Linked DNA regions of Homo sapiens: all the other regions are linked to region 2. Evidence: chromatin loops called from intact Hi-C (ENCODE). Cell type or tissue: ascending aorta. All regions are shown on one strand.

Region 1 (8,000 bases), 90 kb after region 2:
ATAAATTTGGTATCCAAATTTATAAAACAAAAAGCAATAGAGTTACAAGAAGAAATTTCTAAATCCTCAATCATGATGGAAGATTTTTATTACACTTCTCTCAGTAACTGATATATTAAGCAGACAAAAATTTAGTAAGGACATAGACTATTTGAAGAATGCAATTACGCTTAATCTATGGACATATATAGAACTATGTACCCAACACATAGAGAAATACTTTTCAAGAACACATAAAATATTTGCTAACACTTATTATGTACTAGGCATAAAGAAAATCATAATAAAAACCATAATCGGTATCATATAAACCCTGTATTTGAAAACAGGGCAATTAAAATAGACATCAAGAACAGAGAGATAACTAAATTTAATGCCATACATTTTGAAACGCTTTTAAAACAAACTTCTAGATAATTCATGAGTTAAAGAAAAAATCAAAAGTTGGAAAATATTTAAAATTGGATGACAGTGAAAATCCTGTGTATCAAAACTTATGGCATGGGTGCCTTTTCCCTTCTCTTCCTTCCTGATCCACTCAGTGCTAAGCTATTGGATGGACAGAGCAAGGTAACTGACACATACCCACTCGGAGGGGTGGCCTGGAACCAGCACCACATCCTCAGAGGAGGGAGAAGCACATCCATGCAGGGGGGCGGCTCAGCATGGGGAGTCAGAGCCCAAGCTGGGGGAGAGGGCAGCTGTGCGAGCAAGCAGCCCAGTGTGTGGTGTAGAAGCCCAAATGTGGTGAGGATGGCATTCATATACGGGGCATACCTGACAGGAGGTGTCACTCTGGGTGAAGAGGACACCCATGAATGCCACACCAATACAATTCCAATCTTACACCCAGGGTTCATTCACGTATTTCCCTTTCCATATGTGGACTTCCCTTCTCCAACAGCAAGAAGCCTGGCTCTCCTTGTCCTTAGTCTACGGTTGCATTCCATTCATTCCCCCTTGTCAATACCGCTCACCACTGTTACTGCCTCTCCTCCAAAAGAGACAGACACCTTTCTTACTCTAGTTAGTCTCTGGCACTCCATCCGAAATACTCTGCACTTTACGTTGAACTTTTCTATAAGTTAGAGACTGCATTTAAAAATTCATTTAAAAACAAAGTGAAACTTACAGGATGCTGCTAAATCAGTAAAGGCACATTTATAGCCTTAAATGCTTATATTAGAAAAAAAGACTGAAAATTAGTCAGCAAAGTACCCAAGACAATTGAGAAAGAAAAACAGAGTAAACTTAATGAAAGCAGAAGGAAGGAAATAATAAAGATAAGTGCTGGCAACTACATAAGGTCATGTAAACGCCTCCACATTTCTGGAGAGAGTGAAACTTGATATACTAATTTGGAAAACAATTTTCCTCACCTAGTAAAGTTTAAAATGCACACCTATTGGGAAGCTGAGGCAGGCAGATCACCTGAGGTCAGGAGTTCAAGACCAGCCTGGCCAAAATGGTGAAACCCCATCTCTACTAAAAATACAAAAAATTAGCCAGGCGTAGTGGCGCACACCTGTAATCCCAGCTACTTGGGAGGCTGAAGCAGGAGAATCACTTGAACCCAGGAGGCAGAGGTTGCAGTGAGCTGAGATGGCACCATTGCACTCCAACCTGGGCAACAAGAGCAAAATTCCATCTCAAAAATAAATAAATAAAATAAAATGCACACCTATGACCCAACAATTCCACCCTCAGAAACTTCTGCACATGCCCCAAGAGACAGTAGAAGAATGCTGTTAGCAGCATTGTTATAGTAGCCAAAAAAAAAATCAAATCAAATAAAAACAAATGAAATGTCTATTGATAGAATGGATAAATAAATCATGATCTATTCATACGATGGAATACTGTGGGTTAGTAAAAATGATTAACCACAGCTACACTCATGACCACAAACGAATTTCAAAATCATGATGAGCTAGTGACAGAAGAATGCACATTGCTAAAAATATGCAAGAAAATATAGGATAAAGTATTTATGACCTTGGGAATAGGAAGAATGTCTTTAAAAAGACATGCAAAGTATAATGGGAAAGATTGATAAAACTGACAATATTAAAATTAAAACATCCTGCATCATAAGCTACTATAAACAAAAGAGAAAGACAAGCCACAGGCTGGGAGAAGATAGTTGCAACACATTTAACTGATGAGGGATTAGTCTCCAGAATTCATAAAAGAATTATTAAACAACAGCAAAAAGACAAGCTCAAGAGTAAAAAATGGGCAAAGGGTATGTGAAAGGAAAATAAATCTTTATATATATATATATATATATTTTATTATACTTTAAGTTCTAAGGTACATGTGCACAACATGCAGGTTTGTTACATATGTATCCATATGCCATGTTGGTGTGCTGCATCCATTACCTCATCATTTACATTAGGTATATCTCCTAATGCTATCCCTCCCCCCAGAAAATAAATCTTGAGACCCCAAAATCGTTAAGCTAAAGGGAAAAGTCCACCTGGGAAGTGCTTAGGGCACACTTGCCTCCCATTCTTTTCAAAGTCATCCTTCTGCTCACTGAGATAAATGTATATCTGATTGCTTCCTTTGGAAAGGCTAATCAGAAACTCAAAAGAATGCAACTATTTTTCTCCTATCTACCTATGACCCAGAAGCCCCCTCCCCGCTTGGAGTTCTCCTGCCTTTCCAGACGTAACAAATCTTACATATATTGATTGTAAGATTGTTCATCTTATATATATTGACTGATGGCTCAGGTCTCCCTAAAATGTATAAAACCAAGCTGTGCCCTGACCACGTTGGGCACATGTCATCAGGACCTCCTGAGGCTCAGGGCACGTCCTTAACCTTAACAAAAGAAACTTTCTAAATGGACTGAGACCTGTCTTGGGTATTTTGGGTTAACAGGTATGAAGATGCAATTTACAGAAAAGGAAAGTGGAATGGCTAGCAAATTCACTGGAGATGGGAATATGCAAATAAAATCTCTGGTGCTTACACCCTAGGTTCCCACCCCAGGTTTTCAACACCAAGCTCATGACCCTGCCACTGTCACCACTCACTCTGTCCACCCATCTTCAGGCCCATTGGCTGCTGACCACACCACAGTGCTCAGCCTGACCTTTCTACTGTTCCTCTAGGTGCCAGTGCTCACCTGTCTCTTGAAGAATGGTGCACTCTGCTAGAGCTGTTCCAGTTCCCAGGAGGTAGACACATACAGCCCCTTCTTTCCCAAGTCACATACATACTTCCAGGGTAGCCAGGCTCAGGCAGGTTCAAGTCAAAGGAAAATCCTGTGGTTAATAAGATGATGGTCCCTTTCAACCCTCAACCCTGTTGCTGAGTCAGTCTCACCACGGCTGAGTCCTCCTTTCCCCATGGTGGACTCTTTTCCAATTTCTCAAATATCCATTTCCTTTGCCATTAAGTGTCTGTTGGCTTCCCCCCCCATCTTCCTGTATGTCTGAACCCCCAAGTATAAATACAATTTGAGATCATTTCCAACAGGCTATCCAGCCCCCATAAATGTCAATGAATGCCAAACATAATTCATGATTCTAAATTTTTTTCTGGGATAGGTAAAAATTGCCAATTTTTTTCATCAAGATAGAAAGCGAAAACAAAGAACTTTCGAAGAACCAAGCTAGGATGACATGTCAGTCATGGCATCCTGCTGAGAGGCCTACTGCTTTAACTTGGCCATGGTACGCCTATAGCATGTCTGCCTCAACTCCATTATTCCTCAAGTAAGAAATTCAGGAGTAAGAATAAAACCAGTCAAGATATACATGCTTCTTTCTCATCTGGCTGTAAACAAAGCCATGCCTTGGGATTAGCAAAAACTGCCATGTCACAGAATCACAGCTGTCTGATTTAAGTTCCCACCCATAGCAAGAATGCCCTCTAAAATTTTGCAGACCTGGTGACAATGAACTCTATTTAAATCCCTCCAGAAAAAAAAAAGGGGTGTAAAGTCTAACAATACCAAGCATAGGTATCCCCAGCTCACATCGTGGGACACAGTCAACCACTGTTCTCCATCAATATCTACTGAGTAATTTTTCATTCACTAAAATATTTATTAAAAGCTCTATTTGAATGTGGTCTTTGACCCATAAGCTTTATTTTGTGACTTGGAACATTTCTATATTTTTGCATGAAGGTTACATTTCGAAATCTAACCACCCTCAGAAAATAGCTTTTTGTGAATCTAAAAATTCTCAAGCTTGTTGTTTCAATGACTGGAAATGACATTTCTCTAAATGCTTTCTTTAAAAGCATACATAAATCAGCACCACTCACTGGCTACAAAAATACTGATGTAACTAACGGATTAAAAGTTATTTGCAGATCGTAGCATGCTAAATTTATCCTTAAGATCCACTCATGTCACCAAATATGGGTTTCTCAATAGTACTGAAAAATAAAGTTATTTTTAAATATAATGTAATCCAAATGTGGTCCCCTTGTCCCTCCTCATTCTTTCCTCTTTTCTATGTCCTCTTTAGCGGTGGCCAGATAATAAAATTTCTTCACATAGCTGCATTAATATTGCATAAAAATTGGAAAACAAAAGGAAATTTTCCAAACAAATGTAAGCATTTTTGTGTCTTTCTTCCTTTCTTTCATTCTTTCTTTCTGTTATTGTTGTTCATTTGCAAATATATTTGTTTATATACATTTTTGTGCCCCCTTATTTACTTTGTAGCAAATCCCCCCATCAACCCCCTCATCTCTGTGCTATGTGCAGCACCTTCCCTCTTGTCTCTCCATTGTCCTCTTGTGGACAGGGATCACATCTTTGTCCCTCTATAATTCCCTGGAGGGCACAGCAACTGGCACATTGCTGTGTGCTCTCAATACTATTCACTGAAATTCCAAGTCATCAACGAGCAAAGAACACACCAAGTCTTTAGAATTGTGACTTACCATGCTATGCCTAGATTGCATAATGAGAGAGATTGTGTTATTTTTCTCCCTTGATAAGAAAAATATTCAGGTTCAGAAAGCTTTCATAACCTGTCCCAGGTCACAGAGATGACAAGTGGCCCAGCGAGGATTCAAAGTTCCACTGAATCCAAACCCCAGACTCCTAACCAACCTGTATGACAAATCTCTTTTTGAATACAGAGGACTCTGTCTTTAATGATGCCCCTATTTCAAAGCTGGAGAGCTTCCACTGTTAGAAAAATGCACAGTCTGGGTCGGGCGTGGTGGCTCACGCCTATAGTCCTAGCACTTTGGGAGGCCAAGGCAGGCAGATCATTTGAGGTCAGGAGTTCAAGACCAGCCTGACCAACATGGTGAAACCCCCGTCTTTACTAAAAATACAAAAAATTAGCCATGCATGGTGGTGCACGCCTGTAATCCCAGCTACTTGGGAGGCTGAGATAGGAGAATGGTTTGAACCTGGGAAGCGGAAGCTGCAGTGAGCAGAGATCGCACCATTGCACTCTAGCCTGGGCGACAGAGCGAGATTCTGTCAAGAAAAGAAAAGAGCCCAGTGTGCCTTTGCGTAGTGATAGGCTTTGTAGTCAGTGATCATGCCTGCCCTGGTCTTCTCTACTCCAAGCTAGTCACCATCACCTTCCTCACACTTTCCCTCCTATAGCAAGGCCTCCAGTCTTCCCACCAGTATCAATCTCTTCCAGAGGCTTTTAGTCTGTGCACATATTGCTTCAAATATTGTGCCAACAGTTTGGCAATATTGCCCTTTGACTTGAAAATTAAAAGTCCCTCTTTTCTAAGAAAAGGCTATTTGTTCTCCAGCCATAGTAACAACTAAGCAGCACAAAGGATTTAAAACCTGACGTGCTACCTTGTCTTCAGTCTCACTGAAATCCATGCTCCTGAATCAGCCAATCATAAATGGCACATGATTCTGAAAGTCAGCCAATCAAAGATAGCTATATGCTTCTGCCATCCAATCAGCAATAGCTGCACTCTAATAACCACACCTCCTCAATTTAAGGTCAGCCAATCCCTTAATTCTCACTCTTGAAATTCTATTAATCCTTGAATTCCGTGCTTCCTCCAAACTTTGTTCAGAAAGACTGTCTCAAAGCACAATTTTCTCTTACTTTACAAACAGTAAATCCTGCTTTTTGTTTCAAGTTTTCACTATTGCCTTCTTCCTTTGATATCCCTAACAATTGTCTTTTCTAGGAGTTTATCCTAAGAAAATAACCAAGCATATGTGCAAAGATTTAGCATTAGAGATGACTTCGTTTATGATGGAGAAGCAGCATGTGTCCAACAGTAGCCTATTAGGTATAAATTTTGATATTTCCATCAAATGGAATAAATGCTAAAATAACCATGAAAAATCAAGTTGTGGCAGATTATTTTATTTTATTGATATGGGAAAATGTCCAAGACATGTTAGTGGAAAAAGCAGATTGTAATGTAGTATTTATAATATGATTCCAATTTTATGAAGTATTTAAGTATATATGTATAGGAAAAAAGACTAGAAGGATATATAGGAAGCCATCAATAGTTATTATAGGAGCTAGGATTACAGGCAATTTTCCTTCTTTCAATTTTCAGCATTTTCTTAATTTTCTGCAATGATACACATATTGCTTCTGTAATTTAAGAGAAAAGAGCATTTTTTAAAAGTAATATCCAGAATAGAACACAATCCACTGATGAGTGCAGAGAGCAAGACCGAGTACAGACAAATGCCTCCTTGATAATGCAGATACCGAATCTGATCATGTATCACATGCAGCTCCGTAATGCTGTAGGCACATATTGAGTTCAAGGTTAATTACATCCTCCTTGTTCTTTCCTCTTGTATACTCCCAGTCATGACCTCTCAAGTGCAATTTGTTAAAATTGAACTCATTTTCCTCTGGTTCCCTGCCTGCTCTGTCTACATATCCCCTCCCAACACAAACACACACACACACACACACACACACACACACACACACACACACCTTTCACCAAAGCAAGCTCTCCACAATCCTAAGTCCTCCCAGGCCTTCAGGCTCTTCTTCCCTTTGCATCCTGTCCCTTAACAAGCCCTCCAGATATTCTTCCAGAATGCCCTGTGCATTCGCCCCCTTCTGCCAAAACTCTACTTCAACTTTTCCTACCCGATAAGGTATATCAGACTGGCAACCTGAGAACCAAACATTGCCCCAAACTAGTTTTTCTTGACCCACATACTATTGAATTATAGACCAACAATTATGGATTAAGAGGCTTCACATAAAAATACAAAATTCTGGCCTCTTACTAAAATAAAACAAAACAAAATGCTATGTTGAAGTTGAGAAGTGACTTCCCCTTTAGACACAGCTAATCCCTTCCAGTTTTCCACAGTCTCCAGCACTCCCTATTGCACCTCTAATACCAAGAGTTCCAGAGGTCATTTAATGTCAAACTTGCTCAGTTGTTTTTCTTGCACAGTCCCCGTGGGCATTTGAGTGTGTGACCCTGACCTAGATTCAATGAATTTTAGTCGCAAGCAGCCTTCAAAATCCTTTTAGAGTAGAAATATCTTCTATATATTTTTAAAATAGCATTTTATCTTTGTTCTAATTAATTACAAAATGATAAATTGCCTAAGAATTGATAAGGTAGAAAATGCATCTCAGCTTTCCCTTTTTATCTCTGAACAAACAAGAAAAGGAAGACTGAGGCTGGGCACAGTGGCTCACACTTGTAATCCCAGCACTTTAGGAGGCCAAGGCAGGAGGATTGCATGAGGTCAGGAATCTGAGACCATGCCTATGGTCCAAGCTACTCAGGAGGCTGAGGCAGGAGGATCATTGAGCCCAGGAGATTAAGGCTGCAGTGAGCCATCATGCCACTGCTCTCTAGCCTGGGTGACAGAGCAAGACCTTGTCACAAAGAGAAAAAGAAAAGGAAGACTAAGTTGACCACATAATACAATATTTTGTTTCTTAAGTTGCACTAGCTGAAATGGTCTTTTATTTTTAAAAACCATACATTTCAGCTTTCATCTACATGTTGTTATTAAGAAAGAATCATGAGCTTTTTAT
Region 2 (8,000 bases):
AACATTAAAAAATAAAACAATACAGCGTAATAACGGCAACAAGAAAAAGCCTTTTTGAGCTGGGCCGTCTAACCAGGTGTCCCCAACACCCTGTCTGGAGTGCCTGGAAAAGGAGCCCCTGTGAGAACAGGAAGTCCTCTCTCGACAGAGGGACACCAAGAAAACGCAGCCAGGTCCAACAGCCCGCTGGCTCCCATGCTGGGTACCGGCCAGGACACCAGGGCTGAGCGGGGCATGCGAAGGGAGATGAAAGGTGACTGCACTGAGGATTTGCCCTGTGTACTCGCCTCTGCAAGATCCACATCTCAGCTGCACAACTGGCTGGCTTGTGTGTGAGCCTCAGTTTTATCATCAGTAAAATGGGGGAATAATCATATCCAGCTCAGAGGTTTAACTTCAGCCTAGTGCACGGAAGACATGGTAAATGGTCATCGCTTCTCCCTTGAATGGACCGAGGGCCCCCGACTCCCATAGCACTACCCCATAAAGTCTAGGCTCCCGACTTCGGCATTCAAGGCCTTCAGTGATAAATCCAGGCCCACCATCCGTCCCCACACCACCTTTCACACACCCCCTGCCCCCACCCTCGCAGGCCTCTTATTTTAGCTGCACATGCTCTCCCTGCCTCCGAAATGCTTGCGGCCTTTCCTTTCCATTTATTGACGCCCTTGTGTTCTCTCTGAGCAGCCCTTCCCTGTGTCCCTAGCTGGAGTTCCTCACTCCCTCCTCAGTGTCCTGAAGCTTCTTGTTAGAGCTGCTGCAGCCACTGCGTGTGTCTGACAGCAAGTCTGCAGCCTCTGCCTCCCTTGCGGGACTGCAGGTGACTTGAAGGCACAGCCTGGTTCCCAGGAGGCTGGCTTTCGTGCCACTGGCCCCAGGGCTGAAGGCAGGCCAGCTCCAGCCACCTGCTGAGTCTCCTAAGTCCAGAGTGTCAGAGACCTCAAGAGACTCTCACCCACTGACCCACCTGGGGACTCTGGAAATCGGGATGTGACCAGGGAAGACCCTGTCACGGGGCCTCTGAATTCAGCCTCATCCCAAGTCCCCACTCTATACTTGTGTCTGCAGAACAGCCTGCTTGGACACAGCTCGGTGGAAGATGCGAGGGCAACGATGGAGCTCTATCAAATCTCCCAGAGAATCCGAGCCCGCCGAGGGCTGCCCCGCCTGGCTGTGTCAGACTGAAGCCCCATCCAGCCCGTTCCGCAGGGACTAGAGGCTTTCGGCTTTTTGGGACAGCAACTACCTTGCTTTTGGAAAATACATTTTTAATAGTAAAGTGGCTCTATATTTTCTCTACGCCATCACTGGGTCCTCTTCTTATTCTTCTCTCCAAGCTGGGTTAACAGTAGACAGGACCCATTTCTGTGTGATGTTAGGAGGGAATGAAGTCTTATGCTGGGGAGGTGGGCAAGTATCAATTTCCTTAATATCTTGAATCCTGTGGGTCCAAAATGTGGCTTGGAAATCTAAGTAGCATGTGGCTTAATTACTAATCCCACCCTTTGCTGTTGCATCCCAGCCCTATTCCTGGTGCATTTATGCCCAGAGAGGTGGCATTATTTCCTGGGGTGGCATTCAGCTCCTCTTGAGTTGGTGCCACAGCATTTGTGGGCTTTGAAGCAAAGGTACAGGAAATGTCAAGGGTGCCACCCCGGCAACCTTGAGCAAGTCACCCCTCCTATTTGTAAAATGAGGAAGGAAAGGTAACAAACTGTGGAGTCAGAGAGAAGTAGGTTGGAATCCTCTTTGTCATTTAGTAGCTGTTTGACCTAAGGTGGTTTACTGAACTTCTCAGTTTCTCCATCTGTAAAATGAGAATTCTAGCAACTCGTAGGGTATTTGTGAGATGTTGCAGGCAAAGCCCCCAGCACCATGCCTGTCCTAGCTTAAGCACCCACCAGGTGTCGATAAGTAATTGTTCTTCCCTGGACTGCCTGCACATCTAGGGCACCCCAGGAAGAGTCACCGCACTCTGTTTCGGGGCTCGGCTCTCTGAGGGGAGGGCATCCTGTATGGGGAGGAGGGTCTGGACCAGAGCTGTCCCTGATCGCTAGAATCAACGGCAGAATTCTTGTTATTTTAATAATAATTAATAATTTAGTGCTTCCACTAAATAAAAATCATTGGAATGGTGTCCAAGCAATTTTTTTTTTTGAGATGGAGTCTCACTCTGTCACCCAGGCTAGAGTGCAGTGACTGGATCTCAGCTCACTGCAATCTCCACCTCCTGGGTCCAAGCGATTCTCCTGCCTCAGCTTCTCAAGTAGCTAGGATTACAGTCATGTGCCATCACACCTGGCTAATTTTTGCATTTTCAGTAAAGATGAGGTTTCGCCATGTTGGCCAGGCTGGTCTCAAACTCCTGACCTCAAGTGATCCACCCCACCTCGGCCTCCCAAAGTGCTGGGATTACAGGCGTGAGCCACCACCGCACCTGGCCAAGCTGTTCCTTTTTTTAACCTCCACAGGTGATTCTGGTCCTAGGGTTTTTGAGTCACCTGCAGTGCTTTCTCAACCATCCCAGCACCTGAACACGGTGCTGTCACACTACAGTGAGCAACTGCATCACCTGGCAGGTGCTGGGTCCACCCCCAGAGTTTCAGATGCAGTGGGTTGCGGTGGAGCTCGAGAATGTGCAAGTTCCCCATTCTAACAAGTTCCCCGCTGCTGCTGGCCCGGGGGCCATGCTATGAGAGAAGCACTGCCTAAGCATCAGGTGTTAGGATGTGCAGCCACAGTTGAGAGCTGGCCCCAGGGCTGGGCGCCACCAAGGTGCACTCAGTCACAGGTCCAGCCTCTCCCCATGCCGCCTCCCTTGGCTGCCTGTTCATGCAGAGAGGTCCACAGCCCGGCAAGATGGGTCCCAAATGGCCCACTGCACAGATGAGGGACTCGACCAAGGTTAAGAACCCAAGAGATTTCAATCCAGACCTGCCTGATCCCCAAACTCAAGTGTTTTTTTCCCCTCAGCTGTCCTAGGATGGCAATGCCTCCCATCTGAGCCACTGACCTCTGGGAAGCTGGAGGGCCCCCTCCCGTGTCTGGAAGAGGTGGGAGATGCAATCTACTCTCACAGGGTTCTCTCCCACCCTGTCCACAGGGTTTCAAGGTGATGACCCAGCCCCCTGCAGTTTTATGATTTCTTACGTGCCTTCAAGGCTGCTGGGTGCGTCGGCCTTGTCTGGCTATGACTGGCCACCAGGTGGTGGCCGTGGGCCGTCTGTCCTCCTGAAAGCTTCGAGGGCAGAACCTGCATAATGAACATTTTGGGATGAGGTGTGAGGGACAGTGTCTTCAAAAATGCCTAGGGGGCTGCTCCAGGGATGCTCTAGGCAGTCTTCACTCAGCCACAGATGCTAAGGCTCAGAGAGGGGTTGGAGCATGATGCAGCCTGGCCTGGGAGGTGAGCCCAGGCTTTCTGACTCCCAGCCCAAGGTTCTGTCCATGGCTTCAGGCTTCCTTGAGAGGAGAGACAAACCAGGTTTCCTGAAGTCAGAGCAGTTCAAAGGGAATTTCCAGCCCGACTTGCTTAGATGCCCTGAGGGGAGAGAAAACCGGGGAGGTGCCCACCACCCCCACTCCCAGGCAGGCAGGACCCCGGAGAGCAGCAGGTGCGGCAGTCATGTAAAACACAGGCAACGAGAGCTCTAGAAAGAGCACCAGCTTTAGAGTCAGCTGACCTGGGCTGAGGCTCTGGCTTGAGTCATGGCGGGCAAGTGTCTTACTTCTGTGACACTCAGTATCCGCAGCCACCATATGGGCTTTCCTGCCACGCAGGGCTGAAAAGAAGATTGAGAGTCTGTATGCAGGGTGCCCAGCACTGGGCGGGGGGCCGGGGCAGGAGGGGCAGGGGCTGATAAACAGCATCCATCACTACTGATCTAAAAATCAAGAGCTGCCTTGGGGCTGCCCCTCTAGACTCCTCAACACAATTGGAGTCGATGCCAGCAAATGCGGGGTTTATTCTGATGAGGTTTGAGGATGGGAGAAGGAAAGGCGATGTTTATTGAGGTGGTAATGTCTAGCCCACGGGGAGCCCTATCTGGGGTCCCAGTCAGGGCAGGCAGCTCAGGCTATCTGGTGTCCCCTGAGCCGATGGGAGGGCCTGCGTCTTAGCAGGTACTACTTCCTCCTCCTGCAGCTGCCCCAGCTGAGCCTACAGGGTACACCTAGAGAGAGAGAAAGGTGGGTGTATTCCAGGCATCTATTCCAAGGGTCACAGATGAAAATGTCTCAAGGGCCTGTCCTGAAAAATAAATGACTGAAACAGACCAGCTGTGCTGTGGGGAACAGGGAGTGTACGTCTTGCTGGAGCAGGCAGTTACCACTCAGCCCCAGCTTGCTGCGGCCATGCACAAGTGCTGGCCATTGTGCACATTGTCAGGGCTGTGTCTGGCCCACAGGCCACCAGTCTGAAACCTAAACTCCAGTCCACCTCCCAGCTGATACCTGACTCTTTCTGACTGGGAGTCATCTACCCTTGGCCTGGATGTGTCCAAGGACAGAAAATCAACTTCTCAAAAGCACTTCTCAGAGGGTGGGGGCCCTGGATTTAGGCATAGCAAGGTTTGTCCCCCTCAAGCTCACGCCCACAAGAAATTCAATCCCACTTTAATGAGGTGACCTGTGACACATCTTCAAATGGTTTTCATGTCACCATCCTCTCCCGTGAGTCTTTGACTTTCCAGGTTAAATGTACTCATTTTCTCAATGTTTTCCTTTTATGTGAAACCCCTCCCGATTTCTCCTCTACCCCCCGCCAGCTGCCCCCCTACCCATTCCTACAACCTGGCTTCCTTGTCCCTTCTCTCCCCACACTCCCCAAGCCCCGCTCTCAGTGGGTCCTTAACAAACGGGGAAAAGGTGGAGAGAGAAGCAGGACCCAGGTGAGCTGAGGGAAAGAGCAGCATCCACCATCCAGCTGAGGCTGGTGGAAAGACCTGCGACACTGGCAGGATGAACTAAGGTGTCAGGGACAAGAGTCACTGCCTGCCACCTAACCGTGCAGGCATCAAAGAGACTTTTTGGGTAGCTGGAAATAACAGTCTAAAACACGGCCCCACCTTTCTGAGCACACCTGAGTCACCTCTGACTCAGACCCAGACTCCTGGGCTGACCCAGTGAGGGGATTGGAAAGGCTGCCCCGCCCCTCTCAGTCCCCTTTTCCGTCCCCTCTTCCAGCCCATCTCAGCCAGAATAGAGAAAAGTGCGGCTTCTATTCAGGGGTGTACTCACGTTCCTCCTACCCTGAACCACTGAATGTCTCCAGGCACATCCCAGCCCCTGCTTCCCCACTGTCCCCCAGCCCCATCCGAAGGCCCATTGTTGTCTCCAAGGGTGTCAGCCAGCCCTGTCCCAGTTCCAGGAGTGGTAACCAGCACAGCCCAGCTTCCTGTCCAGTGTTCTGCGGGCTGGGCCAGGCTCTGCAGCCAAGAGGCTTACTCACTGGTGGAACAATTTCTCCTCTATATGGAAAGAACATATGCTTTTCCTGCTGGGGGATGAGAGACTTTCGAGTAGCTTTGCCGAGACGTGGAGGAAAAGGCAAACGCTGGCCTAGCCCCAGCACCCAGATTTCCAGCAATGTTTGTCTTGTGGCAGAAGCTGCAGGCCTCTGTTCCCAGGCACATGGGGAGGCCCAGGGAACACTGCTTGGAACCCTTGGTTTTAGGGCACTGACCGGGTCCCCTCTTTCAGGGATGGATGTCCTGCCCTCCTCATTCTCCTATTCCATTCTCCCAATTTTAGGGCTAGAACAGAGCAGAAAGACCTGAACTTAGTTCTGCCAGAGCCCCTCTCCAGCCTTGAGGTCCCTCCAGAATGGAAATGTCAGTGCCCACCTCAGAGGGTGCTTGTAGGTTTATAGGGACACACAACAAGTACTTAAAAGACAATAACCACTGTGTTGTTATTAATGTTGTTCTCCTCCCAATGCATGTTTACTCAGCATCTCCTGTGTGCTGGGGGCTGTACTCGGCCCTGGGAATGAAGGTAGAGGAAGAGCTGGCTATTGCCCCCAAGCTGCTACCTGCCCCCGCTCCACCCCCTTAAACATGTTCATGTGCATACACCTGCAGGGCATAAGGCACAAATAATACAACACTTATGTTTAAAAAAAAAAACTAGTTTTTGAAATAACTTGGGATGGCCAGGTGCAGTGGCTCATACCTGTAATCCCAGAGCTTTGCGAGACCAAGGTGGGAGGATCACTTAAGGCCAGGAGTTTGAGACCAACCTGGGCAACATAGACCCTGTCTCTACAAAAAAAATACAAAAATGAGCCAGACATGGTGGTGCATGCCTGTGGTTCTAGATACTTGGGAGGCTGAGAATGGAGGATCACTTGAGCCCGGAGTTCAGTGCTGCAGTGAGCTATGATTGCATTACTGCACTCCAGTGGCATAGGCTAAATAGCAGAGAGAATACAGCTAAATGAGAAATTACTGAGCTAAATGACTTGGTTGAGAACCTCATCCAAAAGACATCAGGAAGGGATAAAGAAATGAGAATGAAAGACAAGTCAGGAGATAGAAAAGAAGAAATGTTCTGATCTATAGTAGCCAGCTTCAAAGACAGCCCTCAGTGATCTCTATCTCCTGATATTCACTTCCTTGTGTAGAAGTCAACCCACCTCCTCACAACATTGACTAGGTCAGACCTGTGTAACTGGTAGAATATTAAGGAACTAACAGATTGTAGTTTCCAAGTCCAGACCATAAATGTCAATGTGGCTTTCTTCTTACTCTCTCTGAAATCCCTTGCTCAGGGGTATGCCAACTGCCATGTTGGGGGGATACCCAATCAATCCTACAAAGAGGTCCACATTTGCAGGAACTGAGGGCCACTGCCAACATCAACTTGCCAGTCATGTGAGTGAGCCATCCTGGAATCAGATTCTCTAACACCAGCCAAGTCTTCAGATGATTGCAGCCTTGACCAACATCTTGACTCCAACTTTGAGAGACTCTGAGCCAGAATCACCCAGCTAAGTCACCCCAGATTCCTGACCTCAAGAAATTGCACAAGATAATAAAGGCTTAATACTGTTTTAAGCCATTAAGTTTTAGGGTAGTTTTTAATGCAACAATAGATCTATATACTAGAAACCCCAAAAGACTAAACAGAGTAGAGAAAATATTTGAAAAAATAATAACCAAGAATTTCCCATAATACAAAAGAATGCATGTTAATATGGAAAGAATCCACTGCATTCCCAACTAAGTCTGTAAGTATAAATTCACATCTAGATACATTTCAGTGGAATCTTAAAAGTCTGAAAGTCAAAAATGAAATTCTTTTGTCCTTAATGTAGAGCCTGGAAAAAAAATTTTAAGTAAAGTTCTATAAGCTTCCAGAGAGGAAAAGATCACCTACAAAGAAGTAAGAGTGAGATTGATATCTAACTTCTCAACAGCAACATTCAATGCAGGGAAATGGAATAACATCTTCAAAGAGTAGAAGGAAAAGAACTTTGAACATACACTTCCATGTTTAACTAAGTTTTTATTTAAAACGCAGAAACAGTCATACTGGAAAATGGGAGTTTCATAAAAAACTAAACATGCAACTACCATACAACCCAGCAATTGCATTCCTGGGCATTTATCCAAGAGAAACAAAAACATATGTTCACACAAAAATCTGTACATGGATGTTTATAGCTGCTTTACCCATAATAGTAAAAAACTGGAGACAACCCAGACGTCCTTCAATGGGTGAGTGGTTAAATAAACTGTGATGTGTCCATACCATGTAATGCTACTATAATAAAGGGAAACTATTTATACACTTAACAACTTAGATCAATCTCCAGAGAATTATGTTGAGTGTAAAAGTCAATCCCAAAAGGTGTATACTGCATGATTCCACTTAAAAAAATTTCTGTAAGTGACAAAATTATAAACATGGAGAACTGTTTCATAGTTCCCAGAAGTTGCAGGTGGGAAGAGGAGATTGTGGTGGCAGGTACGGCATTCTGAATAGTGAGACCTCTCACA
Region 3 (8,000 bases), 520 kb after region 2:
TGAATTTTCTACCATGGGCATGAATTACCTACTCAAAAACAAAGTCACTATAGATTCCTGGGCTTGGTCCCCATCTTACAGAATCAGCTTCTCTGGAGTTGAGGCCCAGGAATGGTCATTTCTAACACCCTCTCCAGGTGATTCTATGCACACTGCAGCTTAAGAACTGCATGGGGCTGTGCCGGCCTGGCTTAGGCTACATCCTACCACAAAAGAAGACAGATATAAGGGGAGTTTACCCCAGGCTCAAAAGATACTTTCCCCCATGGCTTGATGATTAGGGAAGGAGCTGTTCAACTCTATTAAGAATGCCAAAACCTCTGAGCTGGTGCCAAAGTCAACAACTCCCGTTTCCATTGTAAATCCGTACTCTTCTCATGCCAGTCTATTTTGTATGTGCTTTGCGTCGACATCCCTATCTTTCCATGTTAGATTTTAAATTGGCTCCCTACAGAGTTTGAGGTTGGGCCTTAGAAGGATGTGATGAATCCCTTCACTTGTAATATGGCCATTCACCTCCTCCTCTTAGCAAAGCTGCTGAGACATAACATGGCTTCAATAACTTCCCAAGGGGACACCAGCTGAGATCATCTCTCCTGGGCAAATGAGGCCCAAACAACCCTCTCTGTTAAGAGGTCTCATCTGTGTATTTTTGAATGAGCCTGCCTCCCTTGGCACCCTGTCCCTATGTCACCAAGAACGTTTTACCCTAATCCTACAGAGCATCCTGGCAGTCCCTCTGGACTGAAGTTTATCTTTCCTCTCCTTTCCAACTCTGTCAAGAAGATTCTGTAAATAACATCCACTTGCTACTTTTCTTAACACCATGAATCATCATACACATGGGTATAGCATCCCAATTTGTAGCCTAGGAAGCTAATCTCAAAGGATTTTGCTCTTGCATTTATTTATTTATTTACTTATTTTATTTTTTTGAGACAGGGTCTCACTCTGTCACCCAGGCTGGAGTGCAGTGATGCGATCTTGGCTCACTGTAGCCTCTGCCTCCCCGGCTCAAGGGATCCTCTTGCCTCAGCCTCCTAAGTAGCGGGGACTACAAGGACACACCTGTAGTGTGTAGAGGTGGGGTCTCACCATTTTGTCCAGGCTGGCCTAGCTTTTATTTAGGTCTGTGTGTGAGCATATGTGCTCATGCACACCCTGAAATCTGCTTTGATATCCATGATTATCTAGACACGGTTCTTGTGACCTACCTTTTAAGAAGCATTGTACATTTGATACATGGTACCTCCACGCTTTGGCACTGCTGAGGCCCTGTTTCCTCTTATCCCAAGGGGCATCTGGGAACTTCTGTCTGGATAGCCAAAGAGCAGTGTCTGTCTCTCTCTCCACACACATCCCCCGACACACACACGTATATATACACATATATATTTCTCTCTCTTTTAGTATACTGGCACCCATTTAGTAACGTTCCAGCTTGCATTTTCTCCAGATAGGATGCACCTGAAATGATTGAGCAATCTCACCCTTTTGCCCACAGGCTGCACGTGGGAATTTGGAGCCATGGTGAACTACATCAAGAAGACATATCCCCTGACCCAGCTGGTCGTCGTGGGCTTCAGCCTGGGTGGTAACATTGTGTGCAAATACTTGGGGGAGACTCAGGCAAACCAAGAGAAGGTCCTGTGCTGCGTCAGCGTGTGCCAGGGGTACAGTGCACTGAGGTGAGTCATCTCCGCCTTCCATCAGGGCCTTCAGTTAGCCCTTATTTATAGAGATGCCCCGACGCACAACACACTGTTCTGTGAAGACCGGGGAACACTGTGGCCGACTGAGTAGAAGTTTCTGAGTCTTGGACTCACCTTGTTTTGTCTGCATATCATACATTGGAGATGCCCCATCAGACCCCTTAAGCCTGGGATATGCAGCTGCGTTTTGGGGTCAGATCTGTAATTGGAGAAGTAAAACCCCCTTTGATAGTTGCTGTCTCCTAGGGAATCTCTGTCAGGTGACTTAATTTGTTCAGGCTTCAGGAGTTTTTATAGAAACGTGGATTAATGAAAGAGCACAGGAGACTGGCAAGCTGGGATCTGAAAGCTGGGCCTTGGGATCCCAGATCCCTCCTTCCTGCAAGAGATGAGTCCCAGATGGCATCTGGAAGGGATCTGTAGAAATCATTTAATCAGTGTCCTCACCTTTAAGTATTTGTCTCTGTCAGGCATCCCAGGCATCATCACAAAGGAGCTGATCTACTGGGTCAAGCTTTCTCCCACCCCTTAGTCTCTTGCCAGTAGATGCCCCACAGGATGAGTCCCAGGAGGGCGTGGTCATCTGCCCCGATTCCCCTGAAGATCACTGCTGTCCCAGGTCTCTCAAGAGTCACCACACTCACACGTTCACACACACATGCACACACTCACACTATACACACACCTCTCCAGGCTCTTCAAATACATTCATATTTTTTTCTGTACTCTTCATGGTGTCTTTCGTTTTACCAATGAGTATAACCAGTTATTAAAAATCTGATGAAAAAATTTGAAACACACGGGAAAGTTTAAAAACACCTCCCTATTGATCCAGTCTAATGCCAAACAGTCCTTATCGTTATTCAAAGAATCTTTTTGCCTCACCTGTATATCTCATGCTGCAGTTTAAACATACCTTGTTACTTTCTGATGGATAGAGGCCATCTATATTATTTCTAAAAATACATATTACTGGAATTTAAAGCCAGCACACCCAAAAGACACATGTGGGCCCAGGATTCAGCCTCTCCCTATGAGGCTTAAAGCTGGCTGAAAAAGGTGATCTAAATGTACCCACGATAGACATGAGAAACATCTCTGATGAAACCCTTCCTGAGTCCCAGGACCAAGGTCTGGGTTCTATTTTTCCGTGCCGGCAATATGGGGATGATGATGATAAGCAGTACCTACCTCATAGCACCGCTGAGAGTCAAATGAGTTGATGCGTGTGAAGTGCTTAGAACAGTGCCCAGCACGCAGAACGTAAGCCACTGTTCATTTTCATTATCGTCATCATCGTCATTCACTGTAAAATGAAGGAGGTGGGTTCGATCGGCGGATCACAAAGACCGGTCCAGTGAACTAGTGACTGCCTCACTTCATAAGGAATCACTTGGAGGATCATGTTAGAAAGAAATTCTGTTTCTTGGGCCCCACCCTTGGAGATTTTGATTCATGAAGTTGGAGGCATGGGACCTCAGAAGTCTGCATTTTGGATACATTTCATAGGCGAGTTTTCAGTTTAGTTACGTTTAGCAGTCCCCGGGGTTAGTGACCTCAGTGGTCTCTCCAGCTGCTCTCGCGTTCCAGGACCAGGCTAGTCCCCCATCTTCCTACCAGGAATCTTTTCCTTCACTCCTCTGGACACTGGGGAGTCAGCTGAGAGGACATGTGCCTTTATCTTGGTGGGACTAGTAATATCCAACTCCCAGCTCATAGCCACGTGTAACCAGAATTAACCAAAGTCCTGTCGGGCCCAGTCACTGGGATAAGAAAGACATGAGCAAGGGGCCTACCCCAGGATCCAAGGGAGCAGAACTAGGACGTTTGTTTTGTTTTCTTTTTTTTCAATGCACAAAATCTTAACACGACAATCCCTTCATCTCATTTTGCTGCAGTAGCGCCATCTGCTGTCAGCAAGAGCACATGATTGACGCAGCAAGCTAAGGTGTTTGAACTAAGGCAAAGAAGGCTCAAGAAGCTAGAAAACTAAAATCTGTGAGGTGCTATACATTTTGCAGACATAGCCTACACAGCCTCTTCCTTGAGACCTCAGAGGGCTTCATACACATAACTAACTATTGGCACACCAACCTCATGCAACAAAGAGCAAGTTGCAACTTTATTGTCTGGAGCACAGAGAACTAACTTGCCCAGGCTAAGATCATGTGGTCCTGCATATGGGAACTGGCACCAGGTCAGAGAGACACTGTTGTCCTTGTGTGTGCTGGTCCAAGGCTCAGGTACCCTCAACATTTAAACCAGATCTATGGAATAAATGGAGCACAGTTCCTTACTTTAAACCAGTATAACCTTTTTTTTTCCTGCCAAGGCTTGAGGGCGATGAGCCTTTCAGCACTGGGATGGTGGCAGCTGCATAAGTGCTTCCCATCACACCAAGGTGGAGCCGGGGAGGCCCGTCTGCCTCTGCAGGGGCCACACGAGAGTTCATGCGTCTGGTAAATCTCTCCTAGCTGAGTCTGGAGACCCGCTTCCTCAGTGAACCCCTCCCTCTGGCTTCTCCTCCCGTAGCTCACCTCCCATCTAGCCAGAGCCGGTTGAAGGCTCAGAGAGAAGCCAGCCACCCGCTTGCTGTAGTTAGCAAAGTCTAGCTGCTGCTAAACTAGCTCACCTTCTACCTAAATGTGCTGAACCACTGAAGGAGGGACACAGATGCCCTGAAATCACCTGGTATCCGGCAGACTTTAACATGTTCCCTCAGCATAAACAGCTGCCAACCCGCCTGGGGACTCTGTGTGGTGAGACATCCTCCTAGGTAACAGGGACACAGCCTTGAACAAGGCTGACTAATTCCCTGCCTTCATGGAGCTTAAAGAAAATGGGGAGAGAAGCATTTTTGGTCTGGTTTCAGGTAAAATAAATTCTTTCCCAAGAAAGCCCTCAACAACCTTATGTTACAGAATTGACCAGTAATAATAAAACTAAAACAAAAGCATTTTATTGCAGTTTGGGTGTAAAAGATAGTCTGTATCTGAGGACCTCACAGCACTTAAGACAGCAGAGTGATATTTACAAAGCCACAAAGCAACAAATACATGTTACTAAGATATTACACATTTAGGCATATGGGTGCCAAGGAGGTCCTCAGTCAAGTGGGGGGTCCATGAGGAGGGATTTCTGAAGGAGGTGAGGGTGAGGAGGACAGTAGCACAGGGCCCAGGCCAGGGGCAGAAGCCCCTTACAGCAGGGGTCCCAACTGCTGTTAGGAACCAGGCCGCACAGCAGGAGGTGAGCGGTGGGCAGGTCACAGTGGGCAAAGCAGTAGGGAAGCAGTGGGTGAACCTTCATCTGTATTTAGTCTCATTCCCCATTGATCACATTACTGCCTGAGTTCCGCCTCCTGTCAGATCAGCAGTGACATTAGATTCTCATAGGAGGATGAACCTTATTGTGAACTGCGCATGTGAGGGATAGTTTGCATCTTCTTATGAGAATCTAATATCTGATGATCTGTCGCTGTCTCCCATCACCCCCAGATGGGACTGTCTAGTTGCAGGAAAATAAGCTCAGGGATCTCACTGATTCTATGTTATGGTGAGTTGTAGAATTATTTCATTCTGTATGATAATGTAATAATAATAGGGAAAAAGTACATTATAAATGTAATGTGCTTGAATCATCCTGAAGCCATCCCCCTGCCCCTGCCTTCCCTAGGCTGTGGACAAATTGTCTTCCACAAAGCCAGTCCCAAGGACTGCTTCCTTACAGGACAGTAGGGGAATTATCAGAGGAGTGTTTCAAATCTCCTTAAAGGCACATTATACTCCGGGCTAAGTGGATGTGTTAACATCACTAAGACCTGACCTCCTTGGTTCAGGTAAACCTGAACATCCTAGCATTCTTTGAGCAAGGCCTTCCTGCCATGGGGAAGAGGCAGGTACCACTTTTCCTGCCAAATGGTGGGGATATTGTCTCTCTTGCTTTTGATGGGCAAACTTCAGGCTAGAGATGAGTTTATGGCAAAAGCAAATATTATTCATAAAGTTTCCCCAGAGACTGGGACTTTCCTAAAATTTGTTTTTATAGTTGAAGAGCTATAAAATACAGTAACTTTGTGCCATCAGTAATTTTGAATCACAGCCAAACAAAGAGGGGGAAACTGCAGCGTTTAAATGAGACTCTATGGACGGAACCTCACCCTGGGAAACAGCTCAGCTTTTCCACCACTGGGTTGTGAAGTTGACCTGACCACATGGTTGCCCTTAGTGCCTTGGGGCTTTTTGTGGGTTTTTTTGTTGTTGTTAATTTTTTTTTTATCAGTATAATGAGAGACTCTAACTCATTCCTGTAAAAGTACATCCTGCAAAAGGAAAAGATTCTGATAAGGAAGAAAGGGGCTTGGTAGGTGGCCATCCCTACTCTAGTCTGAAGTCCATCTTTCTGCCCCATCCTTCCACCCCAGTGGAACTAACAAAGCCCAGCCTGGCAGGTACCAAAAACTCTTGGCCCACTCCCTTGTGTGGTACAAACATGGTTTTCTTCTGCTCACACTCAAGCTGAACTAGCTGGAGATGATGACCTCTCTACAGATTGACTCTGCCCCTGAAGGGCAACCTGCTACCAGCCCAGAACCTTCTGGCTGGGTCTTTTGGGTCCAGAGGCTCTACCATCCCTCCTCCCAGAGGCCCGGCTGTGCAAGGCAGGAGCCCTGTCTTGGGCTTGGCCAGCCTGCCTAGGATCGTGCCCTCTTCCTCTCTCTGCAGGCTGGGCTGGTCCTGGTTTTGCCCCCACTGCAGGATTACTCTCTTACAGTGCCCAAATTAGAAATAATCCACATGTCCAGCATGGGAGATAGTTAAATAAATTAATAATATACCAACTCAGTGGGAAACGAGGCAGCTTTTATTTTAAAAAATCAAGAAAAATATATAACACGACAGAATGTATATATTAAAAGTAGGGAAGGGCCGGGTGCGGTGGCTCACGCCTGGAATCCCAGCACTTTGGGAGGCCAAGGCACGCGGATCACAAGGTCAGGAGTTTGAGACCAGCCTGACCAACATGGTGAAACACCACCTCTACTAGAAATACAAAAATTAGCCAGGTGTGGTGGCGCGCACCTGTAATCCCAGCTACTCAGGAGGCTGAGGCAGGAAAATCTCTTGAACCCAGAAGGCGGAGGTTGCAGTGAGCCGAGATCATGCCATTACTGCACTCCAGCCTGGGGGACAGAGCGAGACTCTGTCTCAAAAAAAAAAAAAAAAAAAAAACAAGATGGTAAATTTTATGTTATGTGTTTTTATCATAATTTTTTAAAAATATGACTGTATATAGGCAAAACCTGGAAAGAAATCCCCTCCTTCTACAAGTAAAAATACTTCTTAGGTCGGTGTGATAGCATTATGGGAAAGTACTTAATGTACTTTATTCTTAAGGTTTCATTAGCATATTGCTTTCAAGGTATTTTTTTAGTATCGTCTACATCCACATCCCATTAATTCATCTCCAATCTTAATTCATACTGCCCTTGCCTTTTTTCCCTTTTTGGGGTGTTAAGGTCATGCTTGCCCATCCCACTCTTACAGAACCTCATTCTCATTCTCCATATTTTTTCAAAGACCACAGGAAAGCTGTTTCACTATTCTTATAGTCTCTCAGCACTCTGAGACATAATTTATTTGAGCCAGGAGATCTGAATTCACTTGGGTACCATTAGATGCATTCTTTCCCCAGTTCATTCTCTTCTGACTTTAATTCGTTTTCATCAGTACTTGGTCCACTCACTTTGCAAAATATGAACTGGAAAGCTGAGCCTTCTCTAAGCAGTTACCCCAGCAGCATAATGGTTGGCTCAGCTCTTCCTTGCCCAAGTGATTGCTCTGAACCTAATTGTAAATGCCTGTTTGTTGGGACCCTCTTCTGAGGGATTAAAATCCATTGCCTTCCGCAACACCTCTTAAAATTCTTTTAACAGTCCAAAGAGAAATCTCTCACTAGAAAATGGCTTTGAAACCAGTATGGGTCATATTTTATTATAATTTAATGTTACATTGATTAGAAATGAAGGCATTTTCAGGGAATTCTATTTATGTTGGTAATAGGTAGATCAATGGATGGACAAAGTTCTTTAAAAATCCTTATGGATTATTCTCAAAAAAGACTCCCAGTGAAACTATACTGGGTTTGGGGGTTAATTTTCTCTTCTCATTTGTGATTATCACTTCTTGAGAGTTTTGCAACTTTCAGAAAGCATCTTTCCTTTTGGAGTCATCCTGGTTCTTTCTGAAGTTTTGAAACCTACCCTCCTTCCAGCAAGATTCACTCTGA

The links. Hi-C counts contacts between places; a loop is a spot of excess contacts. Peaks named below come from ENCODE experiments on the same cell type or tissue, not always from the same donor. Only the 100,000 strongest peaks of a DNase experiment are listed, where the experiment ranks them.
Region 1: a loop joins it to region 2, with 2.8 times the contacts of the local background. A loop is called at or near these places in 4 of 110 quality-filtered maps.
Region 3: it touches region 2 in a loop (2.2-fold over the local background); 3 of 110 quality-filtered maps call a loop at or near these places.

What each region holds. Positions count from the first base shown.
Region 1 is chr15:88,744,008-88,752,007 of GRCh38, forward strand. No RefSeq gene overlaps it. Among named protein-coding and RNA genes, the nearest start is that of ACAN, 55 kb to the right of the region's middle. In ascending aorta, no CTCF peak of the experiment used is centred here; no DNase peak of the experiment used is centred here; H3K4me3 peaks cover 952 bases; H3K27ac peaks cover 5,138 bases.
Region 2 is chr15:88,654,347-88,662,346 of GRCh38, forward strand. It overlaps ISG20 (interferon stimulated exonuclease gene 20), which reads left to right. Exons shown (of 4, transcript NM_002201.6): 4 at 1,069-2,137. The coding sequence ends at 1,185. Among named protein-coding and RNA genes, the nearest start is that of ISG20, 19 kb to the left of the region's middle. RefSeq lists an enhancer at 2,631-2,680. In ascending aorta, a CTCF peak has its summit at 3,202 (motif pointing right); DNase peaks (open chromatin) are centred at 2,579, 3,234 and 5,396; H3K27ac peaks cover 1,995 bases.
Region 3 is chr15:89,174,308-89,182,307 of GRCh38, forward strand. ABHD2 (abhydrolase domain containing 2, acylglycerol lipase) reads left to right here. Exons shown (of 11, transcript NM_152924.5): 6 at 1,505-1,688. Among named protein-coding and RNA genes, the nearest start is that of RLBP1, 43 kb to the right of the region's middle. RefSeq lists a silencer at 3,471-3,765. In ascending aorta, a CTCF peak has its summit at 3,625 (motif pointing left); a DNase peak (open chromatin) is centred at 3,564; H3K27ac peaks cover 2,185 bases.